Regions from separate parts of the Homo sapiens genome. Here region 1 is linked to region 2. Evidence: read pairs that join two places in POLR2A ChIA-PET (ENCODE). Cell type or tissue: OCI-LY7. All regions are shown on one strand. Region 1 overlaps SP140L (SP140 nuclear body protein like). Region 2 overlaps SP100 (SP100 nuclear antigen).

Evidence for each region. ChIA-PET counts read pairs that join two places held together with the same protein. Peaks named below come from ENCODE experiments on the same cell type or tissue, not always from the same donor. Only the 100,000 strongest peaks of a DNase experiment are listed, where the experiment ranks them.
Region 1: POLR2A ChIA-PET joins it to region 2 with 5 read pairs; 5 of 35 experiments call an interaction of 5 or more read pairs at or near these places.

The regions. Positions count from the first base shown.
Region 1 is chr2:230,358,361-230,366,360 of GRCh38, reverse strand. It overlaps SP140L (SP140 nuclear body protein like), which reads right to left. Exons shown (of 19, transcript NM_138402.6): 4 at 7,229-7,397; 5 at 4,664-4,747. Among named protein-coding and RNA genes, the nearest start is that of SP140L, 35 kb to the right of the region's middle. In OCI-LY7, no CTCF peak of the experiment used is centred here; a DNase peak (open chromatin) is centred at 3,870; H3K4me3 peaks cover 824 bases; H3K27ac peaks cover 1,245 bases.
Region 2 is chr2:230,420,348-230,428,347 of GRCh38, reverse strand. All of the region lies in intron 2 of SP100 (SP100 nuclear antigen), which reads right to left. Among named protein-coding and RNA genes, the nearest start is that of SP100, 8.1 kb to the right of the region's middle. In OCI-LY7, no CTCF peak of the experiment used is centred here; no DNase peak of the experiment used is centred here.

The DNA.
Region 1 (8,000 bases), 62 kb after region 2:
GAAGCAGTCAATTTGTTAAGATGACATAATAATTGCACACTAATATATATGCACCCAACATCTGAGCAACCAAATATATATTAAATAAATATTAATAGATTTGTAGGTGAGACAGACTGTAATACAATAATAGTAAAAGACTTTCATACCCTACTTTCAGCACTGGATAGATCATTAAGACAGAAAATCCACAAAGACAAATAAAATGTAAACTATATTTTATACCAAATAGACCTAACAGCATCATAAAGAACATTCTATTCTACAGGAGTGAAATATACATTCTTCTCACTTGTACATGGAACATTCTCCAAGATAAATCATACATTAGGCTACAAACTTAAAGTCACGAAGGTTGAAATTATATCAGGTATCTTTTCTGACCACAATGATATAAAAGTAGAAATCAATAACAAGAAGAGTTTTTTAATTTTGTAAATACATGGAAATTAAACACACTCTTGAGCAGCCAATAGGCCAATGAATAAATTAAAAGGAAATTTAAAAAAATATTGAGACAAATGAAAATGGAAACACAACATAACAAAACTGATGGGATACAGCAAAAGCAGTTCAAAGAAGAGGAGTTTGTAGCAATAAACACCTACATCAAGAAAGAAGAAAGATCTCAAACAGCCTAATGTTACACCTTAGGAAACTTCAGACAAAAAAGGAAAACTAAAGCCAAGATTAGTAGAAAGAAGGAAATAATAAATATTAGATCAGAAATAAATGAGATAAAGACTAGAAAAACAATGAAAAGATAAACTAAACAGAGTTGGTTTTTGAAAAGGTAAACAAAATTGACAAACATTTAGCTAGACTAAAAAAAAAGAAAAGACTCAAATGAATAATATCAGAAATAAAAGAGAAGACGCTGTAACTCATACTACAGACATACAAAGGACCATAAGAGATTGCTATGAACAATTATACACCAAAGAATTGGATAACCTAGAAGAAATGGGTAAATTCCTAGACAGATACAACCTACCAACACAAATATAAAAACCTGAGCAGACCAATAATGAATAAGGAGATGTAATCCAGAATTGAATACCACCCATCAAACAAAAGCCCAGGACCAGATGGTTTCACTGCTGAATTCTGCCAAACATTTAAATAATAAATACTGATACTTTTCAAACTCGTCTAAAAAATTGAATAAGGGGTCTATTTGTAGGCTTAGTCTATGAAGCCAACATTACCCTGATACCAAAGTAAGGCAAGGACACTATAAGAAAAGAAAACTACAGGCCAGTATCCCTGATAAACATATATGATATCCCTGATATCCCTGATAAACATATGTGAAAAATCCTCAAAAAATACTATCAAATCAAATTCAACAGCACACTCACCATGATCAAGTAAGCTTTATCACTGGGATGCATGGATGGTTCAACACACAAATCTTAAAAGGTCATACGTTGCATTAATAGAATGAAGGACAAAAATTATATGATTATCCCAATAGATGCAGAAAAAGCATTGGACAAAATTCAACTTTTTTCATGATAAAAATTTTCAACAAAATAGTTATAGAAGAAATGTACCTCAGAACACTACCATCTACATATGACAAGCCTACAGCTAACATCATAGTCATTAGTAAAATGTTGAAAGTTTTCCCTCTAAGATCAGAAACAAGAGTAGGGTGTCCATTCTCGTCACTTCTAGTCAACACAGTACTGCAAGTCCTAGACAGAACAATTAGGCAAGAAAAAGAAATAAAAGACATCCAAAGTGGAAAGGAAGAAGTTAAATTGTTCTTAATTGTAGATGACATGATCTTATATAGAGAAAACCCTGAAGACTCTACCAAAAAACTGCTAGAACTAATAAATTTGGTAAAGTTGCAGGATACAAAATCAACATAAAAAATCTGTTGCATTTCTATACGCTAACAATGAACTATCTGAAAAAGGCATCAATAAAACAATCCAATTTACAATGAAAATACTTAAGAATAAATTTAACCAAGGAGGTGAAATATTTGTACACTGAAAACTCTAAAATGTTGATTAAAGAAATAGAAGAAGAACAAAAAATGGAAAGATACCCCATGTTCATGGATTGGATTAATTAATATTCTTAACATGTTCATACTATCCACAGTGCTCTAAAGATTCAGCGCAAATCATATAAAAGTTCCAAAGACATTTTTTTCTGAAATAGAAAAACAATTAAAAATTTGTATAAAAGCACAAGAGACCCCAACTAGCCAAAGCAATTTTAAGCAAAAAGAACAAAGCTGAAAGCATCACACTACCTGACTTCAATATATACTACAAAGCTATAATAATCAAAAGAACATGGTACTTGCATAAAATAGACACATAGACAAATGGAACAAAATAGAGAGCTTGAATCCATGCATTTTTGGTCAACTGATTTTCAACAAAGGTGCCAAGAACACGCAATGGGGAAAGGACAGTCTCTTTAATAAATGATGTTGGGACAACTGGATCTTCACGTGCAGAAGAATGAAATTAGACCCTATTTCATGCCATATTAAAAAATCAACCCAACATGGATTAAATATTTAAATTTAATACCTGAAGCTGCAAAATTACTGGAAGAAAACAGGGGAAAAGCTCCATGACATTGGTCTGAGCAATTATGTTTTTGGTATGACACCAAAAACACAATCACAAAAGCAAAAATAAAGAAGTGAGACTACATCAAACTAAAAAGTTTCTGCATGGGCAAGGAAACAATCAGCAGAGTGAAGAGACAACCTACAGAAGGGAGAAAATATTTGCAAACCATATGTCTGATAAGGGCTAATATCTAAAATATGTAAGGAACTCAACCAACTCCATACTAAAAAAAAAAACAAAAACAAATAAACAGATTATAAAGTGGGCAAAGGATTCAAACAGATATTTCTCAAAGGAACACATACAAATGACCATCAGGTATGTGAAAAAATGCCCAGCATCACAAATCATCAAGAAAATACAAATTGAAACCACAATGACTATCACCACATACAGGTTAGAATGGCTATTATCAAAAAGACTAAAGATGATAAATGGTGAGGATATGGTGAAAAGGAAACTCTTGTACACTGTTAATGGAAATGTAAATTAGTACAGCCATTATGGAAAACAGTACGGAGTTTCCTCAAAAAAAGTAAAAATAGAACTGCCATATGATCCATCAGTCCCACTGCTGAATATATATCCAAAGGATAAATCAGCACAGATGCTCCTACAGTTATGATGGGGCTACACCTCCATAAACCCAACATAAATTGAAAATCTCATAAGTCAAAAATGCACTTAATACCTCAATAAAGCCATTGTAAAGCTGAAAAATCATAAGCCCTGGATGTCTTGTCCTTATGTGCGTTTACACCACACCCTCCCACTCCACATCTGTTCACATTTTCTGGTTGGTCTTTCTATGAGGATTCTGTGTCTGAGTTGCCACCATTTCCTCCAGTCATGTTATTCTTTTTTTTTTTTCTGTATCTTTCTTTCTGCATAAATTTCCTCATTTGCGTTTTATGTTTCTGCTTTTATTATTAGGTTCCCTGGATATCACAGAGTTAAGAACAAGGCTCTGGCTTAGAATGCCTAGGGGGGTTCTTCCTTGCTCATCTGACCCTAGGCAAACTTCGTAAGTGGTTTGTCCAGATTTCAGTTTCTTATCTGCAAAATGGACAATAAGGAATACAAATCTCCATGGCAGTCAGGAGCATTAAACTCACAATTGCCATAGAATAGACGTTTAATCAAAGTGAGCTGTTAATAACATGGTTATTTTTGTTGTCCTTTATGCCTTTTTCACTCTTTCTTTAACTTCCCCTCCTTCCTTCTCTCTCTCTCTCTCAATACCTACATCCTCTCCACATCTGCACCACTTCCTCTCTGAGTCTCTCTACATGAGTGCATTTCTCTTTGAATATTCCTGCTCTTGAACAACATCCCCACATTTAAATGGGTCCCCTCTTCTGCCATCACCAATTATCTCCTGTGATATAATAAGAAATATATATTTCAGTCTTCATCCCCTGCTCCTGGCCAGAGCTCCTAAAACCCTTGAAACATCCTAAGTGATGAAAGTCAAAAGAGCACTTCCTGTTATGCATAACAACCCCATTTCAACCAAACCTGAGTTTATGTTAATAAGGTGACTTTTGGAAAGCCCTTAAGGATGGGGTACACAATTCTGCAGGGAACTGAAGAACTGGTTGGTGTGGGGAGGTTCTCCACATGTTTGGTGTCAAAAGTGTTGAGAATGTGAGAGTACAGATAAAACAGGAGCTTTTCTTCCCCTAAGGGTCTCCTCTTTGATGTTGACCATGGGCCATGGGCTGTGGTTCTTAACACTTCACAGCTTCATACTGACCTCCCACAGGGACCTTTCTAAATCACAATTACATCTAGGTAGTTAGCATCTGTAAATCTGGCCTACTGACACACTTGGCTCTGGTTCCTTCATGGTTATTGAGCCAACAATGTCTTGTTATGGCCACTTCTCCAGGACCCTGCATCTGATTAGGAGCTCATACAACCCCCTCCTTGACTTCTCCATGGTCCTTCCCTGTGTCTTCCCTGTTTCACAATTTCCCCTCAGGACCTTGGGCCCTCACCTCCCTTGTCTCCTTTTCCTCTTAGCGGATGAGAAACCGTTTTTATTCTGTCATTTTTACCTTGTTTAAGACTTAGTTTGATGTCAGGCCTCTCTTCCCTTTCTTTTCGATCACTTTCTTGGAAAGACAATTTGTCTTGGATTGCTGAAGAGTGGGAGAGAGAAGAAAGCAATTAAAGATCTGTGAGAACCAGGGACAACACCTGGAAATTGGCTTTTAGGAATTTCCAGCATTAGGCTGACTCAGAAGTCAGACTTAAACTTCTCCTATCATCTTCTGGGACAGAGAAGAGATGACCTCAACAATGAGCTTTTATGTGTCCTACACAGAAAGGGGATACTCAAGATTTAAGGATAAAGGAGTAATGGAAACATAGTGAGCTGTGTTACCCGCAAAATTGTCAGATGGCAGGGTAGGCATACATCAAGTGTTAAGGAAGAAACAGAGGGATTCCCTGGAAGGATGGTCTCAAGTCCTAGAGAGATTCCATTATAAAAGAGAAAACTGGCCAGGTGCAGTGGCTCATGCTTGTAATCGTAGAACTGTGGGATGGTGACGCAGGAGCATCTCCTGAACCTAGGATTTCGAGACCAGCCTAGACCACATAGCAAGACCTTGTGTCTGAAAAAAATTTAGCAAAATCAGCCTGATGTGGTTGTGTGCACCTGTGGTCCCAGCTACTCAGAAGGCTGAAGCGGGAGAACTGCTTGAGTCCAGGAAGTCAAGGTTGTAGTGAGCAGAGATAGCTCACTAGCCTGCCATCTAACCTGGGCAACAGAGTGAGACCCTATCTCCAAAAACATGCCTAAATAAAAACTAAAAGAGAAAACCCAAACAGCTTTAAAGATGAGGCTAGAAAACAGGAGAACGTTGGCTTAATTGGGTCAGGGAGGATGAACAGTTCCCAGATAAACATAACAGAGGACACAGGGGCAGCCTGTGTGGACTTCAGCATCTCCCTGAAGGTGGGTAGGCTGCTGTGCTGGGTGGGGCGGTGGGCAGTGCTGCCCCAGGCAGGTGACAGTGAGCCTCAGTGCAGGTCACCCAAGCATAAGGAGTGCCAGAAACTAACATGTGAGTTGTGGGCACTGGGGCTAGGAAGGGAATCCCTGCAGTCCATGCAGAGGAACAGAGCCCCTGAGAATGTGGGCAGTAAATGTAACACTATTCCCTTCATCCCCGCAGCCTGGACCATCCTGCTTACAAACATAACATTGACTCGAAATTTGTGCCCAGATATGTGATTTCCTTTTATTCACTTTCTGACTTGAATGACTTGTTACAAAAATTATTTTATTTTTAATCTAGATATTGTTAGTATTAACACAAATCAATAAGCCAAAACATATATAGCTGCCTAAACTTTTTTCCTTGTTTATAAACCTGTAGTATTTCTTTATTGCCTAGTAAATAAACTTCAAATTCCTTAGCTTTCAATTCCAGACCGTTCACCATCTTCCTCCAATTGATCTCTCTTAAGTCAGCTCCTATACTGCTTCTCACTCTGTGATTTAGCCAAATCCAGTTTGTCCTGTTTTGCAGACATGCTTTTACTCTTTCCAGTCCCCATAGCATCCACCCTCTTCAGGGCATGTCCCTGTTTTTCTTGTGATGTCTCTATCTCTTATTTGGAGAACTGGGTTGAGATCAAACTGTGAGGAGAATAAAAGTTTTCCAGGCAAGTAAAACAAAATAGAGGGCACCTTCTTTACTGTGTACCATTATAATAGTATAAATTATGCCTTCTCAGGAAAAAAGTCAAGAATCAAAACTTTAGTTTGGTATAGCACCAATACCAAACTTTAGTTTGGTATAGCACCAATACCAAACTTTAATTTGGTATAGTCCCTGTCCGAGCAATCAGTTTTGTGATTATTTGATTAATGTTTCTTTTATCCCTTGTGGGTAAAGGGTTAACAAAACTATTTATCCTTCACTAAAGGCAAACTTGACCCAGGGTTAATTTTCTTGTTCATTATTCTAGAAACCTAATAAAGGTAGCATTTTCCTGGTTTTACTGGGCAAACTCTGGGCTTAGAAATGACCCATGACTGTTTGCCTGAAACTATACATGAACTATAAATACCTGTAGGGAAAGAATAATTGTGGTCTTCCTTCAACTGATAACTCTTATAACTCAGATTGTCCCTGTGGCACCCTGAAAGCTATGACTATGGGGTTGTTACAAGAGATATTGACTCCCACAGATATGTGGTGTTATGCCAAAGTGGATCCTGCACCCACAGCTAAACTGTCACTCAAGGCAGGTAGTAGTCAATTTAGTGGACTGCTGTGTAGGTCACTGCAAAAACTCCCACTAAAGAGAAGAAACAACTGATGCTGCCCCGTTGGTGTTCTGTGTTTCTTATCTTCTAAGTAAATCTGATGCCAGTGTGGCTCTGGTTGTCCTGTGAGTCTAAGTGGCCAGTGAAGCAGACCTCCAGATGTTTGTTTTGCCATAGCCATATACCATGGGCTTCAAGAAGACTCATGACACGTCTATTTTGTTAACTACTCTATGCCCACTGCCCAACACAATGTATCGCACATGGTAGGAGCTCAAACATATGCTTATTGAAAAAAATTGGCCCCGGAAATCAAAAGGTAGATAATAAACCTAATTACCATTTTTGAAGCTTTTATAAATGTGAATTAAATCGGGGTATTCCTGCATGTTGACCTCGCTGAACAGTGCTTCCAAAACTGACAGGTTAAATGTCTTCTCCAGTTCACTGAGAACATTGTACACCACTCTTTGTACAGGGACCAGGTTTCTACAAGAATCTTCAGAATCCTTTAAAAATATTGAATGGAGAAAATACAAATACAGACTTTCAAGTTACAGAAGAGCCATAAAAACAAATTTTATGGTTACTGAATTTCAATTTCTCTTCAGAGGTATCTTCTCATGTAAAGTTTTATAATTTTTACATATTTGTATAGCCAGTAATGAAAGAAGTAAATCCCATCTCCTTAAAAATACCCACTGATGAGCCTGATTGCTTCACCCTCATTTACATTAGATGTAAAAAGGAGCAACTTTGAAGGATAAAAGTGGGCTCAAAGTTCTTTAAGAGCCTGATTGATACATTTTTGGGATAGATGTAGCAGGCAATCAATGAGTGGCTGTTTTGTTGGCTGGGCAACCCCTGCTCTTCCCCCAAGACTGATTTGGCCTGAAGGGCTCAAAGAAACTAGGTGACCATTCTCCCCTTGCTGTGAACTTGGCCACAGAGGAAGCATATTCATAGCCAGAGATGACTCGCTGTTCTGTATCTCCAACAGGGCCTATGGGTGGAATTTACTCATATTCCAAGACTCCAGAAATGCACAAAAAAAGGAAAGACAAGAAAACAAATGTGTTGGAGAAAGAATAACAAGCATCTACTTCCAAATT
Region 2 (8,000 bases):
AGGCCTCCCCAGCCATGCCTCCTGTACAGCCTGTGGAACTGAGTCAATTAAACCTCTTTTCTTTATAAATTACACAGTCTCAGGTACTTCTATTTTATTTTTTATTTATTTATTTTTTTTGAGACAGAGTCTTGCTTTTGCTCTGTCAACCAGGCTGGAGTGCAATGGTGCTATCTTGGCTCACTGCCTCCTGGGTTTAAGTGATTCTCCTGTCTCAGCCTCCCGAGTAGCTGGGACTACAGGCACATGCCACCACGCCTGGCTAATTTTTGTAGTTTTAGTAGAGACAGGGTTTCACTATGTTGGCCAGGCTGATCTCAAACTCCTGACCTCAAGTGATCCACCCACCTCGGCCTCTCAAAGTGCTGGGATTACAGGCGTGAGCCACTGCAGCTGGCCTCAGGTAGTTCTTTAGAGCAGTGTGAGAATGTACTAATATAGTAATTTGTTATTGGAGACAGAATATAAAAAGTATGTAAATTGTAACATCAATTGACTGAAATGTGAGGGAGGGGAGAAGTAAAAGTGTAGAGTTTTGTATGTGTTTGAAGTTGTTGGCTTAAAATAGGATGGTATAGCTATAAAATATTTTATGTAAGCCTCATAGTAACCACTAAGTAGAAACCTGTAGTAGATAAGATTAAGAGAAAGGAATCAAAGTATATCATTTCAAAAGTGATCAAATCACAAAGGAAGGCAACAAGAAAAAAAGAAAGAAAAAAAGTACTACAAAGCTGTCAGAACACAATTAGCAAAGTGGCAATAGTAAGTTCTTACCTATCAATAAATGAATTAAATTCTCTAATCAAAAGAAATAGAGTGACTGAATGGATTAAAAAAAACCCCACAATATCAAACAATCTGCTGCATAGAAGAGTCTCATTTTAGGTTGGGCGCAGTGGCTCACACCTGTAATCCCAGCACTTTGGAAGGCCCAGGCGGATGATCACTTGAGGTCGGGAGCTCGAGACCAGCCTGGCCAACATAGTGAAACCCCGTCTCTACTAAAAATATAAAAATTAGCCGGGTGTGGTGGCAGGTACCTGTAATCCCAGCTACTCGGGAGGCTGAGGCAGGAGAATTGCTTGAACCCGGGAGGCAGAGGTTGCAATAAGCCGAGATAGCACCACTGCACTCCAACCTGGGTGACAGAGTGAGACTCTGCCAAAGGAAAAAAAAAGAGAGAGAGAGACTCCTTTTAGCTCTAAGAACACAGGTAGGCTGAAGGTGAAGGGATGAAAAAAGATATTCCATGCAAAAAGTGACCAAAAGACAGCAGAGGTGACTATATTTATACCAAATGAAATATACATTAAGTAAAAAATGGCCACAAGAGATACAGAAGATCAATATATAAAGATAAAGGGGACAGTTCATCAAGAGGATACAACAACTGTAAATATTTTTGCATACAGCACTGCAACATCTAAATAACTAAAGCAAATACTAACAGAACTGAAAAAAGAAAGAAACAGCAATACAATGTTAGTAGGAGACTGTAATACTCCACTGTCAATAATCATAGATCAATCAGACAGAAAAATATAAGGAAACATTGATCTTGAACCAGACTTTAGATCAAATAGACCTAACAAACATATATAGAACACTTCATTCAACAGCAGCAGAATACACATTCTACTCCAGTGTATATGAAACATTCTCCAGGAAAAAAATCATATGTTAGGCCACAAAAGAAGTCTTAACAAATTCAAGAGTGAAATCATATCAAGTGTCTTTCCTGGCCACAATATTATGAAACTAGAAATCCATAACAGGAGGAAATTTGAAGAATTCATAACTTCTGTACGGAATATATAATGTAAGGACATTAAACAACACATTCCTGAATAACCAATAGATCAAAGAAGAAGCCAAAAAGGTAACATAAATATCCTGAGGCAAACAAAAATGAAAACACAACATAGCAAAACTTAATGAGATGCAGGAAGAGCAATTCTAAGAGGCAAGTTTATAGCTATAAACACCTACATTAGGGAGAAAAATCTTAAACCATTTAGCTTTACAGTTGATGAAGAAAGATAAGGTAAACTCAAAGTTAGCAGCAGAAGGGAGAAAATAATGTAGATTAGAGCAGAAATAAATAGGTAATAGGAAAACAATAGAAAAGATCAACAAAACTCAGAACTTGTTCTTTGAAAAGATAAACAAAATTAGCAACTCTTTCACTAAACTAACCAAGTTAAAAAAGAGACAAGTCTCAAATAAATAAACTTATAAATGACAGAGGAAACATTACAACTGATAACATGATAATGCAAAGAATCGTGAGATTACTATGAACAATTATACATCAACAAATTGTATAGCCTAGAAAAAATAGATAAAGTCCTAGAAATACACAATCTATCAAAACTGAATCCTGAAAAAGCAGATAATCTGAACAGACCAATAATGAGTAAAAAGATTGAATAAGTAAACAACTTTCCATTAAAGAAAAACCAGTTGGCTATGCTAGTGAATTCTACCAAGCATTTAAGAAGAAACTAATACCAATCCTTCTAAAACTCTTCCAAAAAAAAAAATTAAGAGCAAGGAACAGTTCCAAACTAATTTTATGAGCATTACCTTGATACCTAAGCCAGATTAGTATACTACAAGAAAAAAAAAATTACAGGCCATTTCTCCAGATATACATAGATGCAACAATTCTCAACAAAATACTACCAAACCAAACCAAATTCAACAGTACACTAAAATGATCACTTACTATGATCAAGTGGGATTTATCCCTGGGATGCAAGGATGATGCAACATGTAAATCAATAATGGTGTTGTGCAACGTTAACAGAATGAAGGACAAAAATCATATGAACATTTTAATAGACACAGAAAAAGGATTTGAAAACTTCAGCATCCTTTCATGATAAAAAACATTTAACAAATTGGGTATAAATGAAATATACCATAAAGGCCATGTATGACAAGCCCATTGGTAGATTAGATTCAGACCGAGGAATCTAAAAAAGTTGAATCATAGAAACAGAGGGTCAAATAGCAGTTGCCAAAAGCTTGGAAGTCGGAGGAATGGGGAAATGTTGGTTAAAGGGCACAGACTTTCAGTTATAAGATGGATAAGTTCTGGGTATTTAATGTGTAGTATGGAAACTATAGTTAACAATAATGTATTACATATTTGAAATTTGCTGAGAGAGTAGATCTTAAATATTCTCATCACACACACGCAATGGTAACTATGTGACATGATGGATATGTTAACTAACTTCATTGTGGTAATCATTTCACAATATAAACATATATGAAATCATCATGTTTTACACCTTCAATTTATACAATTATACCTCAATAACACCAAAAGAAAGGTAATCACAACTAAATATTTTAACCTTAGGAGACTTTTAAATTCAAGCAATTATATCATGGTCTGTGTTCCTAAAGTACTGGATTGTTTTTACACATTTAGATGATTTCTGTAGGACGACAAATTTGAAGTTTTCAAATAGGGGCTACATTATGCCCCTATTACCATAAAACTTCCCTGGGGAAACCTCCCACTCCCATCACGGACCTGACACCACAGCAGTTCCAAATTAACCATATTTAGTTAAGAAAATGCTGGCACCCCAACTGGGAATTGCCCACTCATTACCCAGAAAATCCCTTCCCTGCTCCACCCCCACTTTTTTTTTTTTTTTTTGAGATGGAGTCTCACTCTGTTGCCCAGGCTGGAGTGCAGTGGTGCGATATCGGCTCACTACAACCTTCATCTCCTGTTTTCAAGCAATTCTCCCTGCCTCAGCCTCCTGAGTAGCTGGGATTACAGGTGCCTGCCACCACGCCCAGCTAATTTTTGTATTTTTCAGTAGAGATGTGGTTTCACCATGTTGGCCAGGCTGGTCTTGAACTCCTGACCTCAGGTGATCCGCCTGCCTCAGCTTCCCAAAGTACTGGGATTACAGGCCTGAGCCACCGCACCCAGCCAATCTCTCCTCTTATTATGTAATATTCCATGACTTCATTATGCTTATCCATATAGCATGTGAGCTCTGGCCAGGTTGGGCATGGCTCATTCTTTTGAGCATACTTGCAATCCTCTCTTGAGTGTGTATTTGCTTTTGCTCTGCAATCAATCTTCTGTACTTTCACTTTGGTCTGGCCTTCAAATTCTTTTCTGGGGCAAGGACAAGAACCTGTATCAGCCTGCTGGCAGCACCATTATTAATACCGTCATTTTACAGGGAAGAAACAAGGCTTGCCCCACCTCTACATGTATGCAGTGGCAGAGCTGGACTTCACATCACCCTTCCCCAATCATCCTAGTGTTGATCCTCCCTGCTCCTACCCTCTCTACTATCTGGCATTAGTTACTACACTCTTAATCATTGCACTATATTGCCTTTCAAATGTGGTGAAGCCTCAAAACTGATTATGCACTAGGCCACAAAAGAAACAACAATTGACTCTCACAAATGGAAATCTTAAGGAACACATTTTCTAACCACAATGTAATAGGATCAGAGTAAACAACCAAAGGACAGAGGACGACTTCCCCCACTCGTTCCACTGAGAAATTTTAAAAGCTACTCCCAAACACTTCTTAGGTTAACCAGGAAATCAAAATCAAAATAACAAATGGCTAAGAAATAAAATCCAATGAAAACACTATACGTTATAAAGGCCAAACATTTCCAAAGTGGCACAGAGATGAACATTCATGGCCTAAAATGCATTTATTAGAAAATAAGAAACACTGCAAGTAAATTAAGTTTTAAACCAACGTATTAGAAACAGAACACAAGGTAATCCCCTCAACAAAGGAGAAGTAAAGAATTAGGAAAGAAATATATAGAAAAATATAATAAAGAAAATCAAGATTTAATTAAATCTCAAACAGAAAATAAGAGTAGTGGATCAATAAAACCAAAAGGTGGTTCATTGAAAAGACCAACAAAATGGAAAGATTGATCAAGAAAACAAAGGAAAAAACAATAATAAACAATGGTAGGAATAGGAAAAAGGACACATCTTCAGAGAAGGAAAGGATTAAAACTTTATATAAGAAATTTCTATACAACTTTCTCCCAATAAGAAGAGAATCTAGGGAAATAGTTACTTTTTAGGACAATAAACAATCAAAACTGGCTCAAAGGTCAGCATAAGAACTAAAAATAACAGGAGAAATGCATAATATACTTCCAGAGCTTCACTAATCTGCTTTCTCCTAACAACTACACACACAGACATCAGTTTCAAATAATTTAATGGACAATTTTCTGCAATCTTTCAAGGAACAGATGATGTCTGTATTAAACAAATCATTCTAATACATATATGTGCATATATATAAATATATTCAAAATTTCAATCACCCTCAGTTATTTCATGAGGCTGCTATAGTTCTGCTATCAACCCTAGACAAATACAAAATAAGAAATGAAAATTGTAGGTCACAAAGTTGCTTATAAACACGTGAGGTAAAATCCCACAACAAAATATAAATAAATCCAACCCAGGAGTGGATGAAAGAGTCATATGGCATGACCATGTAGGTGTTATCTCAGGGATTCCAGGAAAGGTCACATTAGAGAACCAATCTATGCATTTGGTTAAGCCTGGCAGGTTGAACACACCTGCATTCATCTGTGTTCCTTCTGAAATCCCATGAAACCACCTATAAGAGAGAGTTAGAGGCAGAAAAGAAGCAAAGATCAGGGAATAGAAAAGGGCATCAAATAAGAGATAATCAAACATTTTGGAAGATAGGGGCATATATGGTAGCTAATTTCACAGAATGAAAAAACAAAAATCTTGATTACTTGCTTAGGGGAAGCTGACAAGGAGTAAGCCAGTGTACACTTTTGAACTCTGGAAGTTGTCAGGAATTAGAGGCACCATTCCTTTAGAAGGCGAGTTGGAAAATGAAAAATCAAAATGAGGCACAGTCAATGAGAGGCATTCCTTGCACAGAGCTCCTAATCAGATTTTTAGTGTCTCATTCCGAAATGTGAATGGACACCCAGTGGACACTTGATGAATTCTTCCAGAACAAGCAAATAATGGAGGAGGAGCTGGGAAAGAAACCTGGAAGGAACTAACACTTAAAACAACCTTGGAAGAAACGTAAAATTTAAAAAAAATTTTCATCCTCATTAGTAGAGAGAAAATTTCGGATTTCTTGAAACAAGATGCTATAAAAGAGAAACAACTTTTCAAAAGAGCTTTTGGAAATTAAAAATATAATGGCAGAAGTGTTTTAATCACTAGAAGGAATGAAGTTCCTCAGAAAATGTCATAGAAGTTAGATTCAAGAAAAGAAGACATATAAGATTTTCAAGAAAAAAAACCAGGGAGTCTCTAGAGGATCAATCTAGGAAAGCTAACATCCAACTAACAGGAATTCCAAAAGATAAAAGAGAGAGATAAAGCAGAAGGGAGAAACTATTCAAATAATATCACAAGCAAAATGGTCAGAATTGAAATAAAGTTGTCCATTTGAAAGGGCCCTGGAGAGCAAAGCACAACAAATGAATTTAACACCCACATCAAGGCAAACCATCATGAGATTTTAGAATCAAGGGATCAAAGAGAAGAGCCAGAAAATTTCAGACAGGCAAAACAGGTGACATAGAAAGACAGGATCAATAATCAGAATGGCATCAGGTTTCTTATTAGCAATGCTGGAAGTTGCAAGACAGTGAACTAAATTAATTTCCAAACTCTGCATTTATACTTACCAAATATTTATGCAGTTGTGAGGATTAAGGATAAAATTTTTTTTCCAGACATGTACAATTTATATATATATATATATAGTGTCTCTCAATTGAATCCCAGTAAGGTAGGATATATATATATATATATGTATATCTTCTATAAACTCTTAGTCAGGAGGCTACTGGATAATGTGGTAAACCAAAATGAGATAGTAAAGCAAGAAAGAGGTATACATGTAATCCACAAAACAAGACCCAACACAGGAGAGATGTCAAGCTTCAAGGTCAGCCTTGGAAGCTGAAACTAACCAGAACTGATGGAATCAGGGGAATGGATAATTCCAGGAGGGTTTCCCCAAGAAAGTAAAATGGACTTGATAAATTACCCAATGTGCCTCACTGTACTGAAAAGAATTTTAGAATTCTGCAGAGTGCTTGGGAAGAATTCATAATGAGGACACACAAAATCCAAGCAAATATATAAGAGGGCAATAGTTATTTGTGGGGTCGGCGGGGAGGGGCGGGAGGATGTTGCACAGGAAAGGAAATGTAATCATAATATAGTAGATGACTTGGTTATGAACAACATGTAAATAGTCATCATAATGGTAACACTGATTACTGATGAACCTCCAACTGTGATGTATTATGAGAATGGACAGGGAATGAAAAGGAGTGTTATGGAAAAAGTCTTCATCTTCTGTCCTATTATGTGAACAGATTAATGTCTGAAACTTGAAAAATTACAAAGAGCTGTATCAGCACATCATTTCAAAATACAGAAGTAAATACAAAAGTAAGAGCCAAAAAGTTAATCCATTAGGGAAACTGGACATGGGCTGGGAAGATGGCAGAAAGTACTACTTGTGTTTTTAAAGGTCTTATTGACTGATACTTTAAGCTATATATATATATATGTTTTACTTTGGTGAAATTAATAACCGAATTAATAAAATGTTTCAATATAATTTACTGTGGATAAATCAGATTAAAAGAGAAAAATGATACAATTCTCAAAGATTCTTTAGTAGGCATTTTGATAAATATCCTATACACAGGCCTGATTAAAATAAATAACTTTTAGTAAACCAGAGCCAGCAGGAAATGTCCTTAACTTGAAAAAAGGTGTCTATAAGAAAGCCTCAATTTAAACATTATAAGTATTCCCCTTGAAATCAGGAATAAAACTAAAATGTTCATTTTTACTGTTACTATTCAGTATTACACTGGCAGTCCTGGCTAATGCGCTAAGGCAAAAGAGAAAGAAAAAAGAAAGAAAAAGAAAAGTATACAGGTATAAATTCT